Regions from separate parts of the Homo sapiens genome. Here region 2 is linked to region 1. The links are chromatin loops, found by intact Hi-C in ENCODE. Cell type or tissue: Calu3. All regions are shown on one strand. Links, peaks and the distances in the headings refer to the core of each region. The heading gives the core; the rest is flanking DNA.

Region 1 (9,167 bases), core at 295-8,294:
ATCAGGTCAGCCTCCTAAGAGTTCTCTACAATCACGAGTCCTTGGTCAGTAAGTCAGGTGACAAACTGTTACTATGATCTGATCATATACTAACCAGAACTGTCCTTGGAGCCAGGGAGAGGCACACACAAGACAGCGAAAAGGCCATGCAAAAAAGACCCGCCAAGCTTTCTTCCAGTCATTTAACAAATGTTTTCTGAATACAATGTAACAGGCATAAGACGTACAAAGGCAGTACTGTGGATTCAGTAAACGCATAGACTTAGGTGTCAGTCCAACATTCTTGGCTCAAATCGTAACTCTGGTACTTAGTAATGATATAACTTAGGGCAGTTAACTTCTCTGACATCTTCATCTGGGGATAATATCTACCTCACCTCACAGGGCAACTGCAAATGTAAATGATATAAATAAATGAAGAACACTTAGCATAGTGCAGGGCACAAAGTATATATTCAATACATTTTTTAAAAAAAAAAGACATCAAGGCTTAGAGAGAGGGAGAGATTTAAACAAATAAGGATAACATGTTCCAGGAGAAACATTTATACACTAGAGTACAATGGAGATTTTAAAAAGGTGGGGTGAGTAGTTCACTTTGACCACACTGGAGGGAAGTTAGGAAAGGCTCCAGAGAACATGTGACATTGAAAACAAATTTTGGAAAAGAAGTATATAGATGTACCAGGTAGGTAGGCTGTGCAGTACCCCTGGCTGAGAAATCACCAGGATCAAAGGAAAGAAAAAAATGATCAATATGTACATTAAGAGAACTGCAAGAAGCATGGCATGGATGGTTAACTGGTCCTGAGTGGGACAGAATGAGTGAAGAGGCTACAGAGATCAACAGGGGCTAGATCTCAAATGTTACCCTAAGTTGTTTAGATTTTATCTCTATTTAAGTCACTGATGACTTACAGCTAATTTGCATTTCATAAAGATACCTCTGGTAGGAGAGTAAAGGATGGATGAGAGGGCTTAAGACTAGAATAAAAGCAACCAATTAGAAAATCACTATAGAAGTCTAAGCAAGAGATGAGAGGGGCATGAGCCGGAGTAATAATGGTAGAAAATAGGGATAAGGGGTTAAAAAGGGACATTTAAGGCAATGTCAGCTTATGAACTGGGTGACAAGATGTATGAGCAGATGTGTGATTCCATTTATAAGACAGAGAATGCAGAATAAAGAAAAGATCTGGGGAGAGTGCAGCTTTAGAACACAGAGTTAAAGATGCTTGGGAGAGTTTAGTGGAGATAGCGAAGAGGGGACACTTGGATCCCTGGGCGTGAAATTCAGAAAAGAAGTCTGAGTAGAAATAGACATTTGGGAGTTAATCACTTTATATGTGGTGGCTGAAGACATGAGAGTGGGTAAAATTGTCCAGGGAGTGTACAGGTTTTGTTTGTTCATTAATTCACTCATTCATTCATTCAACAAATAAGTCTGTAAGGGCAGGAATTTTTGTTTTGTTTACTACTGAATTCCTTAGCCTACATAAGTGCTCAATAAATATTTATTGAATAATAAATATAATGAGTACAGTAACATCTGAGACTGAATGAGATGCCAGACATACAATAATGAACAAGACTAACACTATCTCCTTTAGGGAGAAAGAATGGCAGGTAATCAAACACAAAGAAAAACAAATGAAGAGTAATGACAAGAACATTATGTAGTGCTGTAGGAACACTTTCTAAAAGGACCCAAATAGTCAAGGAGCCAGGGAAAGCCTCTTAGAGAAAGGAATGTTCCAACTGTGAGACGAGAAGGAGGCCAATGTAACAACAAGTAAAGGACAGGCAGAGAAAAAAGATAAATAACAAAGATAAATAAAAAGATGAAGTCGACTGTGTCCAGTGCTGAAAAGCAGCCACCCCAGTTAAAGACTGAGTTGAGAAGCCATTGGTGACCCTTGCAAAACATCAGTTTGACATTACTTGGTTGTCCATCATCTCCCCCGACTGTTTTGGTAGATGAACAGTTAGGCTATTTTCTTGTCAGGGAGAGAAGCTTTACAAAAGAGAGATGTTTTATTCAGGATCATCCTCGGGTAAGAATCTGAGGTAAGGCCATCTGGCTCCAACTGTAAAGCAATCCATTACTCACAGACTTTGGGGGAAATACTGAACCCAAATATTTTCACTATGGCAGGTACTTCCTTTACTCTGAATGCCTACAAGCCATATATTAAGATAGCATATCATTCTAGGCATAACGTTCTGCCTAGAATGTTTTGCCCGCCCTTAATCCTAGATTCCTACTTGTCCATTAAAACTTAATTTTTATGTCACCTCTTCCTCCAAGCTTTCACTGACCTCCCAGGCAGAGTTAAGCACCTTTATCATAGTAAATACCATAAAGTTAAAATTATTTGACTATATTACTATCACCTGAAGCAGACTGTGTTTTCCTGGAAATCGTAGTGTACTAATCTTGGTATCTCTTCAGCACACAGCAGGCACTTTAAAAATGTTAGAGGAATGAGTATAGAAATAAAAGTAAAGGAGCTCCTATTGAATTTTCACGTTGGTTTTGAGTTTGGAATGGAAACAAACCATAAATAGACAATGTGGCCTTTAAACCAGCCAAGAAGATGCTTAAAATATTGACTCATTAAAAACTAAAATGTTTTCTAACCTAGCAAGATTTTCTCATCTTAAATATGGTTTCTGACCACGTCAAATTCCTCACCTTACAATCATTTTCTTTTCTCCCTTTTGAAAAAAAGAGTACACATTTTCTGATATAAAAATTGAGGTCTAAATTATATATCTAGTTTAGGACTCATTGATAATATATGCAACTGAAAATGGATTGTTTGTAAAAAGAAAAAGTGATTCCAAGATCAAGTGGTTCACAGGGCTAGGTAAGAATTTCACATAAATATTTACACCTGTTTATGAAGCTGTGATCTGTGCAAGAGCACAAGCCACTGATACAAGTCTGAAATCTTCCATTTAACTAAAAGAAAAATTTATGGCAAATTCGGTGTATGAACATGTTATTTTTCAATTTCCTGATGACAGTAATCCATTGGGGGAGGGTAATAAAGCACAAAACAGTGGAAAACTCAATGCTCTGGACACTTAAAGATGGAAACAAGACTCAAGTGACCCACTCAGACTCTTCTAGACTGTAATTCATTCTGTTTGATCACCTGAACAAAAACATGAGCCACGGAAAGATAGCTAATTAGAGTATTTAACTAGCTCCTTTAGAGTTATCTAAGTCCCTACCTTATTTCTTGCAGAATTGCAAATCAAGATCGGGGGGTGGGGGGGGGGGAGCTGGGTAGAAACAGACTTGAAATTGAGGTGCTTTACATTCTGTCTTTTTCTCAGGTCATTAGACCCTATGGATTTTAGAAACTACCTACACAATGGAGACCCAAGGTTTATTTCTCCAACTTTAAAGGTAAGGACACTTATTTAAATGTTTAAATCCAGACACCCTAAAAAGCAGGCTATCAATGTGCCAGATGGACCAGAACTTTGATTTCATGTTTTTATAGTTTCCTTTTCACAAAATAAGAAAATATAAATTTTCAGCATTCACTGTAGACATTAAAGGTTGAGAAAACATTTCTATTAAAAACCATGCATTTTCTCTTGCTTCTAACTTGCTTAAAAATTTATTTTTTGTTTAAAAGTTCTATGTTTCAGCTGGACCCGAAGGAGAAATATTTTACCCTTTTGGAAAGGCTGCTTTAAAGCAATTCAGCCTTTCATGGGTTACAAGAACTACCTTAGAACTGTAGAAGAAAAAAAGCTGCCATCATACCTCTCCCCCAAGAAGCTTCCTTATCAAGTGAACTGCACAACAATAATTAACACTTAAAAACTTCCAATTTCAAAAAGGGAAAATTCCTGACAATATAGACTATGGAAAATGGTCTGCACACTAAGCTCTCCAGACCCCAAAAGGCTGATCAGTGAAGTTGTGTGAATAATGCTTTGTGAAGCATAGTGAAACATATCAGGCTGAAAACTACCAGCTCCAAACACGAGAAACAGACTGAAAGCTCTTTAAAAAAAGTCATGTCGCAGTGGCTTACGCCTGTAATCCCAGCACTCTGGGAGGCCGAGGCGGGCGGATCACCAGAGGTTGGAAGTTCAAGACCAGCCTGACCAACATGGAGAAACCCCGTCTCTACTAAAAATACAAAATTAGCTGGGCGTGGTGGCGCATGCCTGTAATCTGAGCTACTCAAGAGGCTGAGGCAGGAGAATCGCTTGAACCCAGGAGGTAGAGGTTGCGGTGAGCTGAGATCGTGCCATTTTACTCCAGCCTGGGCAACAGAGTGAGACTGTCTCAAAAAAAAAAAAAAAGGCGTGGTGGCTAATGCCTGTAATCCCAGCACTTTTGGAGGCCGAGGTGGGAGGATCACGAGGTCAGGAGATTGAGACCATCCTGGACAACATGGTGAAACTCCATCTCTACTAAAAATACAAAAATTAGCCAGGCGTGGTGGCGCATGCCTGTAATCCCAGCTACTCAGGAGGCTGAGGCAGGAGAATCACTTGAACCAAGAAGTTGGAGGTTGCAGTGAGCCGAGATCGCACCACAGCACTCCAGCCTGGAGACAGAGTAAGACTCTGTCTCAAAAAAAAAAAAAAAAAAACAAAAGACAAACAAACAAAAAGTCATGTCATTCTACTTCCGATCTTCAAACAGAAGAGATTTGTTCTTACCATTAAATGAAAACATTTCATGAGCTATCCATTTCAATACACATGATACCTCTCTTTCTTCATACTCCTGCAAAAATAAAACTCTAAGCCCCTCAACTGACTGAATGAAGGCCGCTCTTGGCCGAGGGCATTCCAAAGTAAACCTGAAAAACAAGTTCAGGCCATGATGGGAAGGGGAGGTCAAACACGCCTCATTATACCCTCATCCCTTTGGAATTCAGGCACAATTGACCAACATTAACATTAAAACAGAGATCTTAAGACTGGCAAAGCAGTCTCTCTGCAGCAATGAGATATCAAATTCCAACCTGACTCTAGTATAGAGTCAAGTATATGATAGATACCAGGCCCTGAAAAAAATCAAAGTGTTTTACCCCAAAATATATTTCTTTGACATATTTTGAAATGGTCCTGCAAAGCTATCTCTTGTGGGGAAAATCTACATTATGTTGAGAATCCTCCTCCCTTTCCAGTTCTTCTGTTCCTGAAGAGATTAGCTGCCAGTCTAGCACCTTTGAAACATTTGAACAGAAAACACTTGCCATCAATTGCCTCTAAGGGTGGCCACCTATGAGGCATAATAAAAACCTGCAAAAAACCTTGGTCTCCACAACCCCTTATCTTTACCCAGACACTCCTTTCTATTGATTCCTGGTCTTTAGATAATAACTTAACTCTTTTGACCAACTCCCAATCAGAAAATCCGTGAATCCACCTATGACCTAAAAGCCCGAGTTGTCCCACCTTTCCAGACTGAATCAATGTACACTTTACATGTATTGATTTATGTCTGCCAGTAACTTGTCCCCCTAAAATGTATAAAATCAAGCTGTCACCCAATCACATTGGGCACAGGTTCTCAGGACATCCTGGGGCTGTGTCACAGGCCTTGGTCACCCATATTTGGCACATAATAAGCCTCCTTAAATGTTTTACAGAGTTTGACTCTTTTTATCAACATTCCTATATTTGTCTCCTTGAACTATTTTATCTTACCATGTAATACAATTCATTTCTGGTTTTTTTAGGAGACGGAGTCTTGCTCTGTCGCCCAGGCTGGAGTGCAGTGGCGTGATCTCGGCTCACTGCAACCTCCACCTCCCAAGTTCAAGCGATTCTCCTGCTTCAGCCTCCCGAGTAGCTGGGATTACAGGAGCCTAACAATTCATTTCTTAGTGGAAATGTAAACCGAGTTTAAGTGGTCCCTCAATCTTCTTTCTCCCACACGAAGCAATCCAGTGACATCAAGTGTTCCTCATATACAGTATTTCATCTTCCAGTGCTATCATTTTTATGCTTGTCATCTCTCCCTTCTTCAGAGATTTCATCAGAGTTCTCTTTTAAGAATAAGATACTATCATCACCTATTTCACAATTAAGCACCTATCACCAGGAACGGATGCCTGAACCACAGTATCTTTGAATAGCTCAGTATAACCTCTACTTGAAGGTGAGGGACTAACATTATATTTAATTTAAAGAGATTATATTTAATTCTTATTAAAAGAAAAAACCCATTATGTACTATTATTAATCTCATTTTACAAATAAATCTGCAGCACAGAATGGTTAATAACTTATCCAAGGATAACCTAGCAGTGAGCTGAGATTTAGAATAAAGTCTTAGAACCACTAGAGCAGCATTCCTTAAAATGTAATGTACAAAAGAATTACCTGTGGGTCTTGTTGGAAAGCAAATTCTGATCCAGTAGATCTGAGGTAGGGTCTAACAAGCTTCTGAGTAATGCTGATGTTGCTGGTCCAGGGAACATACTTACGGTATGCGTATCAATCATCTCTAAGAACCCTCTTTCACACCAGTGAGAGGAGGCCCATCCTTCTCCTTTATGTTGAAATGTAATACATTATTGGACTCCTTTGCTTCCTCCCTTTAAGTCATTCTTGGTATGTCTTTCTGTGTTTATTTTATCTGTTTTGGTCAACTGTTTTTGTTTTGGAAGGAAGCATATAGAAAGTAAAATAAGAGATGTAAAATAATCCACTTTCTTCTTTAAAAGGAAGCAGCATTCTGAATTTTTAGGGCAGTGTAACATTTCTATTTTGGCTAACTACTGAAGTATAGGTTGAATATCCCTAATCTGAAATCCAAAATTAGAAATACTCCAAACTCTGAAATGTTTTGGGCATGAACATAATGTCCAGAAGAAATGCTCATTGCAGCATTTTGGATTTCCGGATTAGGGATGTTCAACTGGTAAGTATATTGCAAATACCGCAAGATCTAAAAAAATCCAAAATCTGAAACACTTCTGGCCTCAAGAATTTTGGATACAGGATATTCAACATGTAATAACAATTAGCAAATACTACCTGTAGTGCTTAAGAATTTATACTGGGGGAAGAGTCCATGAGAAGGAAACAACCACACCCTCTCTCTTCTATTTCCAAAAAGATACTCATCTTCTATATCACCCACCCACACTTTTAAGCATAAGTTTACAGTATCATTTCTAAATTCAGTTTAACATTGCTAGACCATTAGCTATGGCCTTGGGGAACAGCATTCTCACCAGAGTTGCAAGTACTCTGTAATGTAGTATGAAAATATCACCCAGTATTAATAATTCTAAGTGAAAATCAAACACATTCAATAAAACTGTATTAACTGAAGTGAAAAAGGAGAGTTCTTATACAATGGAATCACAGTTATCATCTTAAGGTTAAAATTTTAAAAGTAGTAGGAATATTTCATTACTTGTCTCTTTGAAAATGACTGAGGCTATTGATCACACATGTAAATTACTGCTCAGAGAAAAATTAAGTAACTTCGTGGGGGGGGCGGTTATTGTCTAAACTCAGCAAATGCCACAAAGACTAAGGCAAAAAAAATTTTATGAACAACTTTACTTCAATGGTTCTTAATATAATTAAGCTTATGTGGACTGTTCAGCAGAATGATTCTGAAACACTGGTAAAGAACCAGATTTTTTGTTTTACCCTCCATTCAAGAAATGTTATAGAGGAATAGCCCAAAAATACTCAAAGACAAAAGTTTCACAATATCACTAAAATCAAGGGGCTAGGTTTTACTTTACTATTTTAATACTATGAATACTACATAAGTTAGCCCATAAACATTTAAAAGAACAATCCCTGAGCCAAAAGCTTTTTGCTACTGTCCATAAGCATTCATGTTTATCTTAAGAAAAGCCTTTCTCAAACAAAGCTTTCTTCTTAAGCTGCCAACATCTCTCCCTCTTCCTCATTATTACCAAAGTTCTCAAAAAATTAATCTATATTCACAGTCTCTGTTTCCTCAGTTCCAGTTTACTTTTTGGCCCTATATGTTTTCCATCACTCACTCTATTTAAACTGGATTCTTGACAAGTATTCTTTAATCTATTAATTGTTAAATGTAACAACCTGATTTGGGGTTTTATCCTCTTTGCTGGTCACTTCCTTCTTCAACAGATCTCCTCTCCTGGTTTCGCAGTTACTGGTTCATTCTGTTTCTTCCTTACTGATTGCTCCTTAAATCTCTTTCACTGATATCCTTTTCTTTACCCATCATTAAATGGACATACTCCCTAAGATAATGTCCAAGAACCTACTCTGTTTGTGCTACTTCCCCATGACCTTGTATTTTTTTTTTGAGACAGAGTCTCACTCTGTTGCCTAGGCTGGAATGCAGTGGCGTGATCCCAGCTCACTGCAAGCTCCGCCTCCCGGGTTCACGCCATTCTCCTGCCTCAGCCTCCTGAGTAGCTGGGAACAGAGGCGCCCGCCACCATGCCTGGCTAATATTTTTGTGTTTTTAGTAGAGATGGGGTTTCACCGTGTTAGCCAGGATGGTCTCGATCTCCTGATCTTGTGATCCGCCCGCCTTGTCCTCCTAAAGTGCTGGGATTACAGGTGTGAGCCACCGCGCCTGGCCCCCATGACCTTATATTCTACCACAGCTTCAAATTCAATACAGAGGCTGGAGATCCCCAAATTTCTACTTCTTAGCTATTCAAGAAAAACAGTATGACATGAGGTTCTACAGCAGTCCCATTTTACAAACATGATTATTATCCAGTAGAGTATGCACACATATTTGGTACTATATAGTTTATGAAGTGTAGGTAAGACAATTGATAAACATCCAATTCTTCCAATCATTTTCAGTATTTTCAAATCATAATGTTGAATTTTTACACTTAAATAACAAGAGTTAATGCTCCAAGAAAGTTTATCGTCCTACTACTGTTTACAGCATCATGATAATAGTGTTAAATGATGTCACTTTTTAACAGGAAAGTGCTAATACATACCAGTTACATTTTAAGGAAACATGAAATTTACTTTACCAGAGAATAATATCTCATGATTAGTTCCTGATTTGATTACTCTTTGAAGTGAATCCAAAATGGCATATGGTATAATACAAATGAATTAAGTTAGGATAACCTATATATAATAAAAGAGAAACCACACTGAATAAAGTTAAGGACTATGTTATCCATCAAAAC
Region 2 (9,167 bases), core at 597-8,596, 310 kb before region 1:
TCCTGCCCCAACTCCTTCTCTGTCTACCCTGCTTTTTGCTCCCCTCCTGCCCTCCCCACTCACCTGCCTCAGGCCACCAGAGCTGGGCATTGTTGAGGAGTCAGGAAGAGGAGACTGGTCCCTGCCCTCAGGAAGCCTAAGCGCTGAGCTTAGATGAAAATTATGTTTATAGCAGTGAAATCTGCGAGGCACCTAATAATGAAACGACAAGGAAGGCAGATGGATATAAATACACAAAAAGGAAGGGAGGGAACTCCACGTGGGGAGAATTGGATGAGGAAGGCATGGGGCTGGGGTGAGACGAGCCAGAGGACAGTGAGAGGGAGACCAGGCGCGGGGGTGTGGTGTCTGTGCTGGGGGGTTTCCACTATGCAGAGGGGGGTGTTTCACGGGGTGTGGTAGGCAGTGGAAATGGTGGGAGGTCCTTGAGCTGAGAGTAATAAAAATACAGTTTGCAGGAAATGTGCTCAGGGCATGGTGTTAGATGGGAGAGGGAAAACTCGAAAGCATCCAGAAGTATGGCTGTCAGATAAAATATAGATGGCCAGTTAAATTTGAATTTCAGATAGACAAAGGATACATTTTTAGTATAAGTATGTACTTACAGTAAAAAGTATTTATTGTTGATGTGAAGCTTAAATGTAACTGGCATCCCGTGTTTTTATTTGCTAAGTCTGGCAACCCTATCCAGCAAGCGTCAGACCTCCTCCTGGAATTTCATATCACCCTTTCTCCTCCACTCCTCCTTGTTGCCCTCCGACCTCCTCATCCTTCTCCTTCATCCGTTCCTTCTGGGCCAGACCCTTTCGTAAGTCATGAGGACTGAAGAGTCCAGTCCCCAGAGAGCCACATATGGAACCAGAGCTGAGTCTGCCAGACACTCAGTATCTCCAGGCTGACCCCCAGATTCTGGGGCTGGGAGGAGAGAGTAGGAGGTTGAGTTGCAAGGAACCCAGGTCACAGCTTGGGGGTGGTGGAGGGGAGAGGAGACAGGAGTGCAGCATCAGGAAGCGCATGTTAAGGAGTTTCCAGTCTGGAGTCCAACCTTCTGGAATCATGAAGGGCTTGAGGATTCGGAGCATGTTCCCCAAAGTAGTCAAGATCTTTGCACCATTGTCCCTTCCCCTCTGGAGCTGCCACAGGAAACTTGTGGTCTTTCAATGGCATGGAGTTGCCCCAGCAGCTCATTTCTCTCTGGGTGTGGAAAAACAAAGCAGAAGCAAAAGACAGGGTTGCAGTCCTCCACTCTTTGGTATTTCTCCTTATGAATTACAGTTATGTATGTAAAAACAACAAGCTGGAAATCAGTTGCATCTGCTCTTTAAGGAAGTCCCAAATGTTACATAAATGAGAAGAGCGCTGCTGAGAGCCCAGGAAGCTCTGGGCGCCTCTGCTGGAACAGGTTTAGTCTCCAGCCATAGCTGGGCTTGGCATATTTGCACCATCCCGGGTGTGGGTGCAGTCCGGCTTTCCAAAGGCATTTCCTTGCAGTCTGCTCTAAGCACTACCCTCTTTAAGCTGTTAGCCCACTTAAATTAGCCAGGACTACAGTTTTTTTTTCTCTCTAATTAGTATACCTCTAATCTAGCTCTCCTCTCTTGAACAAATTTCTGATGTCGAGCATACCAGCCCTGAAAAAAGGACAGACTCCTGAGATGCTGGTCCAGCCCAGCTGTTCCTGGTTAAGCCACTTGGGTTCTCTCTCTCACCAGGCAGCTGAGCTTTCTGCCAATATCCCAGAGGCCTTTAAAGTGAAACCTAGGCTGGGTGCAGTGGCTCATGCCTATAATCCCAGCACTTTGGGAGGCTGAGGCGGGCAGATCACTTGAGGTCAGGAGTTCGAGACCAGCCTGGCCAACATGGTGAACCTCCATCTCTACTAAAAATACAAAAATTAGCTGGATGTGGTGGTGTGCGCCTGTAATCCCACCTACTCAGGAGGTAGAGGCAGGAGAACTGCTTGAACCCAGGAAGGGAGGTTGCTGTTAGCCGAGATCACACCACTGCACTCTAGCCTGGTGACATAGCAATACTCCGTCTCAAAAATAAATAACAAAATAAATAAATAAAAATAAAATAAAGTGATACCTAACTTCAGCATTCCCTCATGGACAAGTCATTTAACCCTGTGAGCCTCAATCTCTTCCTTTGTGAAAAGGGGATTTTAATCATCGCCCCAGGGATGCTGTGAGGGAGCTTACCCAGGGCAGACCCTCAGGAAGTGCTAGGTCCCCTTTGTTCTTAAAGTGCTATTTTTGCTATAAAAGTGGCCCTATGTTAAAGTGAACTCCTCAAAGGCCACATTCACTCTTTATAAGCACATGTGTAAATTTATGAGCAGAATCTTCCAGATACCTTCATGAGGGCATGTCTAGCACAAATGTTCCTATGTTGGAAGGAGGGCTGGGGGAATACCATAGGGGGATTCTATCTGCGGGCCTTCCCACAGGGCCTGGGAGCAGAAACCTTCTGAGGATAGGAGGAGGGAAGGAGAGGTAGCTCTGGAAGAAGGAAGACGGTCCTGGAACCATGAACTTGGGAGACAGTGCCCAGAGCCCTGCCACAGGGGCCTCCAGTCTGCAGGGGAGGGACCCTGCTCAGACTGCTAGCCAGTTACTAACAGTTCAAGGGAAGAAAAATTCCCTTGACCCTGGACTGCTTCTCAACTCTCGGGCTTCCGAGGACCTCTAAACTCTTCCAGGAAGGCTGGGCTTCTGCCCTCCTCCAGAACTTCCTCTCTGCCCTCCCCACACAGTGGTTCTGCCTGCCGCTACGCCTGTGCCCTAGACAGCTCCTCCAGCCCTTTTTATCTTCTTTCCCCTCCCTTCTTTGAGCTCAGGTGGATGATGAGAAGAATGAGGGGCAGCATGTCCCCCATAGTCAGGCTACCTTGTCCTGGCAGGGACAGGCTTTTGTCCAGCCACCTTCCTTATTCTGGGGAAAGCAGTATCAACACACAATTCACATATTTGAAAACTGCTCTGGTTTACTAAGTACTTGACTTTTACTTGACGTAACTTGACTTTAGTGATTAGACATACAGGTCAGCGGAGGTGGGGACGGGCCAGGAGGGGCTGAGGGGAGCTGGTGGAAATATGGCTGGAGGCGAATCTCGTATGGATCAGCTGAAATTCTCCCTATTTATTCTGGTATCTATATTTATACAGAGGTTAGTTTTGTTGCTCTGGGCCCAGCTCTGACCAATTGTTGCGCTTGTTCGGCTGTAGGAGCAAACTTGAGCAAGGCAGGAAGGAGAGGAGAGAAAGAAAGAGACGATGGAGGCAGCATCTGGGGCAGAGGGAAAGAGGGAAAAAGAACCAGCAGGTAGGGAAAGTGAGGAAGGGCTCTCTTTCTTGGAGAGAAGTCCCAAGGCAGGCCCGAGGTACCACAGACAATAAACTGAGAAGACGGCTTCTACTTCACTCCCGGGTGGCTGTGCATCTCTGTCTTATACCTAATGGCCATTTGGGGACCATTACGCAACGGGCACGTTCATGGGAACGCCTCAGTATCTCGCCAAGCTTTCATATATTTTGCAGGATCTAAGTCCTTTTTACAGGAGAAAAGGCCTCTAAAGTCGAATGAATTCAAGGAAATACTAGATTAAACAAAGCTATAAAGGTTCATTTACTACAACTCGGTGAGGGAGGGGACGTTATTTGTTGATATGCTGCACTGGCCCAGTGGGCCTGGCTCTAAACCTCCTGACCACACAAGCCCTTTCTCGAGGAGCACCTATTAGGGCCAGTTTGGGAAATGCTGATGTAAAATGTTGTCTGTATGAAGAGATGCATTCAGAGTTCCCCAAAGGTGACTTCTGACCTCATTTTGGGAACATGACCTGTGCCCATCTGGGACCTGCGCGGTTGGGCCTGGGAGCCGCAAGGTTCTGCATGCCATCTGGGCACAGGAGTGAACGCGTGGGAAGCGCTTCTGCACGGAGGGCTGTGGCCTGATTTGCACTGATGGTCTTGTGACTTGTTATGGACATATCAGCTGGTGCGTGCTTAGTCCACGGCGCAGGGCGTGGAGAAGAGAGGTGCCGACGGCGCCCGGGGCGAGGTGACGCCCAGGGCCCACCCGGAGCCTGGCGGGGCGGGCAGAGGCCGGGAGTGGGGGCGGAGGGCCCGCGAGGGCTCAGCCTCTGGGCCTCCTCCGACAGCCGGGCACCTGCGGTGGCGAGGGGGGCGGCCGGGCCGGCGGTGGAGAAGTTTCTCGGCGGCGCCTCCCTCCCGGCCCCTCGCACTCGTCTCTCTCCCCAGGCCGGCACCCTGTGCCCGCGCGCTGCCAGGCCCCCTCCTGTCAGGGAGGACAGTGTCCAATAAACTCCTCCACCCGCAGGTGTGTCCGCCCTCTCCCGCCGAGGCGAGGGCTGAGGTGCCGGGGCCGGCGGGGGTGGGGGGCGGGCGCCTCTCCCAGCGCCGCCCGGCCGCGGGCCCCACTTGGGGAGCGGGCGCCGGGCGAGTGACGCGGCCAGAGACTAGGCGCAGGTCAGCGAGCCGGGTCCCCGCCAGCGCCTGCCCCCGGAGGGGCCTAGCACGCGCGCGCGGGCTGGAGAGGGGCGGGCACCGGGGCGGGGCCGGGGGCGGGGCCCGAGGGGGAGAGCCTCAGGCCCGCCCCGCCCCCCTGTCCCCCGACCCCTCCCCGCCGGCAGCGCCCCGGGCGGCCCCGTGGAAACCCAGGCCCTCGTCCCTCGTGTCTCGCCAGGCTTCGTGAGCTTCGACAACCCGGCCAGCGCGCAGACCGCCATCCAGGCCATGAACGGCTTCCAGATCGGCATGAAGAGGCTCAAGGTGCAGCTGAAGCGGCCCAAAGACGCCAATCGCCCGTACTGAGCGCCGGCGGGAGCGTCCCCCGGGGGAGACCAGGACTCGCACAGGTAACCGGGGGCGGCCGGGGCGCGGGGACGGGGGTTGGGAGGGAACCAGACGGACCCGCCGCCTCCTCCGGCCTCCGTGGGCCGGACCCTCACTGGTGCCTTGGACCCGCTGCGCCCGGCTCAACCTGCTCCTCGCCCTGCTCCTCGGGCCAGGCGCAGAGCTGCCGTCACCCCGGCAGAAATGGGCCTGGCCATTTCCCTGTGGCAGGGCCACCAGGGGCAGGAGTGAGGGAGCCACTCCGGGCGGGTGAGGCGAGCCCTGGGCCTGCGCCTCCGGGTCTACATTGGCAGTCCTGTTGGCCAGAGAACCCTGGGGTGAACAGGTGGCAAGCTCAGGCTGAGGGAGGTTGGGGGCAGAACAGGCTCTACCCAGAAGAGCTGCAGCCGCCCGCGGGGCCTGCTCCCAGACCCCCGGCTCTCTCCTCCCCAGTTCTTCCAGGAGGGCTGGTAGCCTTTAGACACTTGACCCCTGCACCCCTGTCTTTCCCCATAGCTCAGTGAAGAGAGGAAGGACAGGATCTTTCAAAGGGAACTTTACTAAGAAACAAAGCAGGATGGGATGAAAGCTGAGGAGGGTGATGGTACAGCACTGAGATCCCGGGCCCTGCCTGCCCCACACGGGTCATGATGAGTGGTCGTTGTTACCTTTTCTGCTGGGCTGGGTCCTGCCTAGGAGCTGAAGACACAGTCAGCCACGCCTCTTCCAGCCCACGTGTTCCCCTGAGCAAAGTTCTTCCTGCAGAAAGAATGGGGGGAGATTCCCCAGGACATCAAAAGTCAACCTTCAGAATGGTTTCCCCCAGTGCTGTGGCTCTTGCAGCCTCGGCTTCTTCACAGAGCAGAGGTGAAGGCTCCTTTCGGGCCTTTCCAGCTCAGCACCCTGCTGCCCTCTGACCGCCCCTCCCTGCCCATGTTCCTCCATTTATTCAGCAGTATTGTGTGCCAGCTACTGTGTTAGGTACTTGGGGTTCAGCAGTGAGCAAGATTGAGAAGGTGGAGACAGACAATAAACAATGACGTGTGATCAAAGAATATGATCTAGTATGTCGAGATTGTTGGCTACAGTTAAACCACATGGTCAGTGTAGATCTCACTGAGGAAGTGAATTGGAGCATAGAAGGTGAGGGAAGCAGCCATGCCCCCGCCTCTGAGGGAACAGTCAGTATGGAGGCTGCAAGGTGGGGCTGCAGAGTGGAGTAGGAACAGCAAGAGACTGGGTTGCTGGGAGAGTGAGGAGGGCCACCTGGTGTGGGGCCTTGAAGGCCACTGCGTGGACTTTGGTCTCTTCTCTGAAATGGGAGATGGAGAGAGCATTGGAGAGTTCTGAATAGGAGAGTGATGGGTAACTTGCATTTCAGTGGGGTCACCCTGGCTTCTGTGTTGACAATAGCTTGTAGGGGGCCAAAGCATAGGTCTACTGCACTGACCACTCAGTCCAGTGTCACAGCAGTTGATGAGATGTGAAGGAATTAATTTCTAGGTGTATTTTGAAAGAGGAGCCAAGGATGAGTCCCAGGCTTTTGGCCCAAGTCACTGGAAGAACAGAGGGATTGGGAGAAAGATCAGGCATGTGAAAAATACACATTTGAGTTTCACAGTCCAGAGTTTGGGAGGGAGGTCTCCAGCTTCCCAGTCTCCCCTCAAATCTTCCACCCAGTGCTGGGGTACAGATACCAGCAGAACACCCTTCCTCCACCCAGAAGTAGCAACTCTCACCCTCAGAGAGCAGGGGCCTTCTCTCTGGGGGAGTGCTTGTGCCTCCACTCTCTGCAATCCTGGAAAAGCAAAACCAGTCTTTCCTGCCTCCTGGTTTCCCATCCTTGCCCATTTCTGGCTTGTTTCCCATCCTTGCCCATTTCTGGCTTGTGTCCAGATGCAAACACACATGTTATTCAGAGTTTGGGCACCTTCTTGTGCCAGGCACTGGGCCCAGTGTGGGGGATGCAAGGATGAATGAGTCACCATCCCTGCCCTCGAGGAGCTTCTGGCTCTGTGCACACACAGACACCAGGAGGCAGCTTGCAGATGGGGGCATTTCCATAGGAATGGAGGGACGGTTTCGTGAAAGCAGCTTTTTCTGTATATAGGACACTTTTTCTTAAATCAGCATAGCTCTGCCATTAAGGTGTGACCTGGGTTAGGGTGCTTGTCCTCTTTGGGCTTCTTTTTTCTCATTAATGAGACTAAGGTGTTAGAGTCAACTAGAGGATTTGGGGGTTAGGGGGATATGAATCAGGCAGGGTCATGTCCCGAGATTCCAAGGGGCACCCCTGAAAGTAGCTTGTCTTAGCCTCCTTGGCTCAAGCCAGGATAAAACCTCTAGGTTAGAAGAATTCCCAGATGAAGGAGTGAGAAGGCAGGTTTATTGTTTGGGATATAAGGTCAGAAGTGCCCACAGGGTTGAACCAGCTGGCATTCAGAGTTGGGGTGGGGGCTTGGGAGGAGTGGTTTAAAACACAGAGTCGGTTCTTCCACCAGGGCATGCAAAGGGCAGAAAGATTAGAACCCTAGACCTTCACACAGTGCTTACCATGCACCAGGCACTGCTCCGAGAAGTAACAACTAGGAGATGTTAACTACATAGCTACAACTACCTATAAGGTAGGTAGTGTTAGTATTTCCATTTCACAGATGGGGCACAGAGAGATTAAGTAGCTTGCCCATCAGCTAGTGAGTCACAGAGCCAAGCTTTGAAGCCAGGGAGCCTTCTCCCCTTCAAGTGAGGAGAATGAGAAGCCCCACCCTACCCTCACCCCAACCTATTACCCCAGAGTACCCTGAATGTCCTGAGGGAGTACATATGACACCTCACTTTTCTGGGGTCAGCCATCTAACCACCTCCTTTCTACTAAGCAGTCCTTTAAAAAACTACTATGTCACATAACTCCTACAGTAAGGTTGACATTTAATTTTCATTTAGACAGTATTTTAACGAATGGTGCTGTCAGGCTTCCCAGCCCAAGACTGTTGGAAGCTCTAATAGAAGGCGGTTGCTAAGAAGAGATAGAGAGCTTCTCAAGGCAGCCTTGGGGACTGCCTTGAGGCAGTGGCTCAATGAGAAGTGGCTGCCCTCGGACTGCCAGCGAGGGAGGAAAAGGCACAAAAAATCAGCTAAAATACTGCCTGGTATCACAGGCCAGTAAAGGGTATTCATTTGTGCTGAGGCCTGAGCTGCAGCCCCAGGTGCTCAGAAGGGCAGGAAGCCTGAGCAGGGGCCGAGGGACCAGCCATAGCTGGGAGCAAAGTGGGAGGTGGAAGGGGGACCTCAGGGCTAGGGCAGCTGCCCCATGGTGGTGCAGGCTTTCTAAGGCCAAGTCAGAAGGGAGTGGGGACAGACCTAGGGGAGGGAGAAGGGCCTAGGCAGGGCAGCTGTGGGGAGTACAGTTGGGCTTTGGTTCCATGAAGCAAGGTCCTGAGTGGGGTGGGATTAGGGTTGGAGTCAGTGACTCTCCTTCCTGGCGGGTTTTCTGCTTCCCCACTGCCCTACCCCTCTGGTGGCTTGGGTTTGTTGTCTTGTGCTAAGACTGGAGTTTCTCTAAGCAATCTTTGCCAGGAAATAAATAAGGAAGGAAGCAAAGGCAGGAAGAGTAGGCAAAAACATGCATGTGGCCAGGTCCATAGCCAGCGGGCAGAACACACCCAGCCTGGCCCCGCCCAGCTCAGAGATTGGCCTCTGAGCCCCTTGTTCCGCCACTGCTTACCAGACACACTGGGCCCCAGCAGCAGGCCAGGTTCTCAGACTTCTAGCACTCCAGTTCTATGGCTGGAGAGTGCACCAAGCATCTTGTCCTGACCCCAGTGAGTCCTGTGACTCTGGCTCTGAGTATGCTTTTGGAGAGTGTCGGGTCCAGGCTTTGCAGGCACAGGTGCTTTGGGTCTGACCTATACAGGGCCAGGCTGTAGCTTTCGGCCTGGCCCTCCTTTGCTTGAGACCAGCTGATTTTAGGACCTGAGATCTGAATTGGTTCAGCTTGGCCATAATTTCCTCACCCAGCTCGGTGAGTTGGACTTCACCATGCCGGTCAGTGATCCCACTGCCACACCTAGGGCTGTGCTCTGTGAGCCTCCACCCCGAGAGTGGTCGGGAAGGGGTCACCCTGCAGGCAGAAGAGGAGCTGCTGCCTAATGAAGACAGTAGCCAGCTGAGCCCGTGGAGTCTTGGGGGCTCCTCAGGGACTGAGTGTGAGGGTGTGTTATGTGTCTAGGGCCACACATGTGTGAGAGATGAGGGTATGTGTGAGGAAGTTCCCTAGATTGAGCTTTAGGGACAGGGGCTGTGTGCTATTCA

The links. Peaks named below come from ENCODE experiments on the same cell type or tissue, not always from the same donor. Only the 100,000 strongest peaks of a DNase experiment are listed, where the experiment ranks them.
Region 2: it touches region 1 in a loop (6-fold over the local background); 4 of 110 quality-filtered maps call a loop at or near these places.

The regions. Positions count from the first base shown.
Region 1 is chr18:36,943,720-36,952,886 of GRCh38, reverse strand. All of the region lies in intron 5 of KIAA1328, which reads right to left. Among named protein-coding and RNA genes, the nearest start is that of KIAA1328, 120 kb to the right of the region's middle. RefSeq lists an enhancer at 4,326-4,960. In Calu3, for the core only: no CTCF peak of the experiment used is centred there; a DNase peak (open chromatin) is centred at 4,856.
Region 2 is chr18:37,249,479-37,258,645 of GRCh38, reverse strand. CELF4 (CUGBP Elav-like family member 4) reads left to right here. Exons shown (of 13, transcript NM_020180.4): 12 at 4,708-4,879. The coding sequence ends at 4,835. Among named protein-coding and RNA genes, the nearest start is that of SNORA111, 210 kb to the left of the region's middle. RefSeq lists a silencer at 4,438-4,587 and enhancers at 8,108-8,608, 8,609-9,109. In Calu3, for the core only: no CTCF peak of the experiment used is centred there; DNase peaks (open chromatin) are centred at 1,715, 4,555, 5,085, 6,735 and 1 weaker place.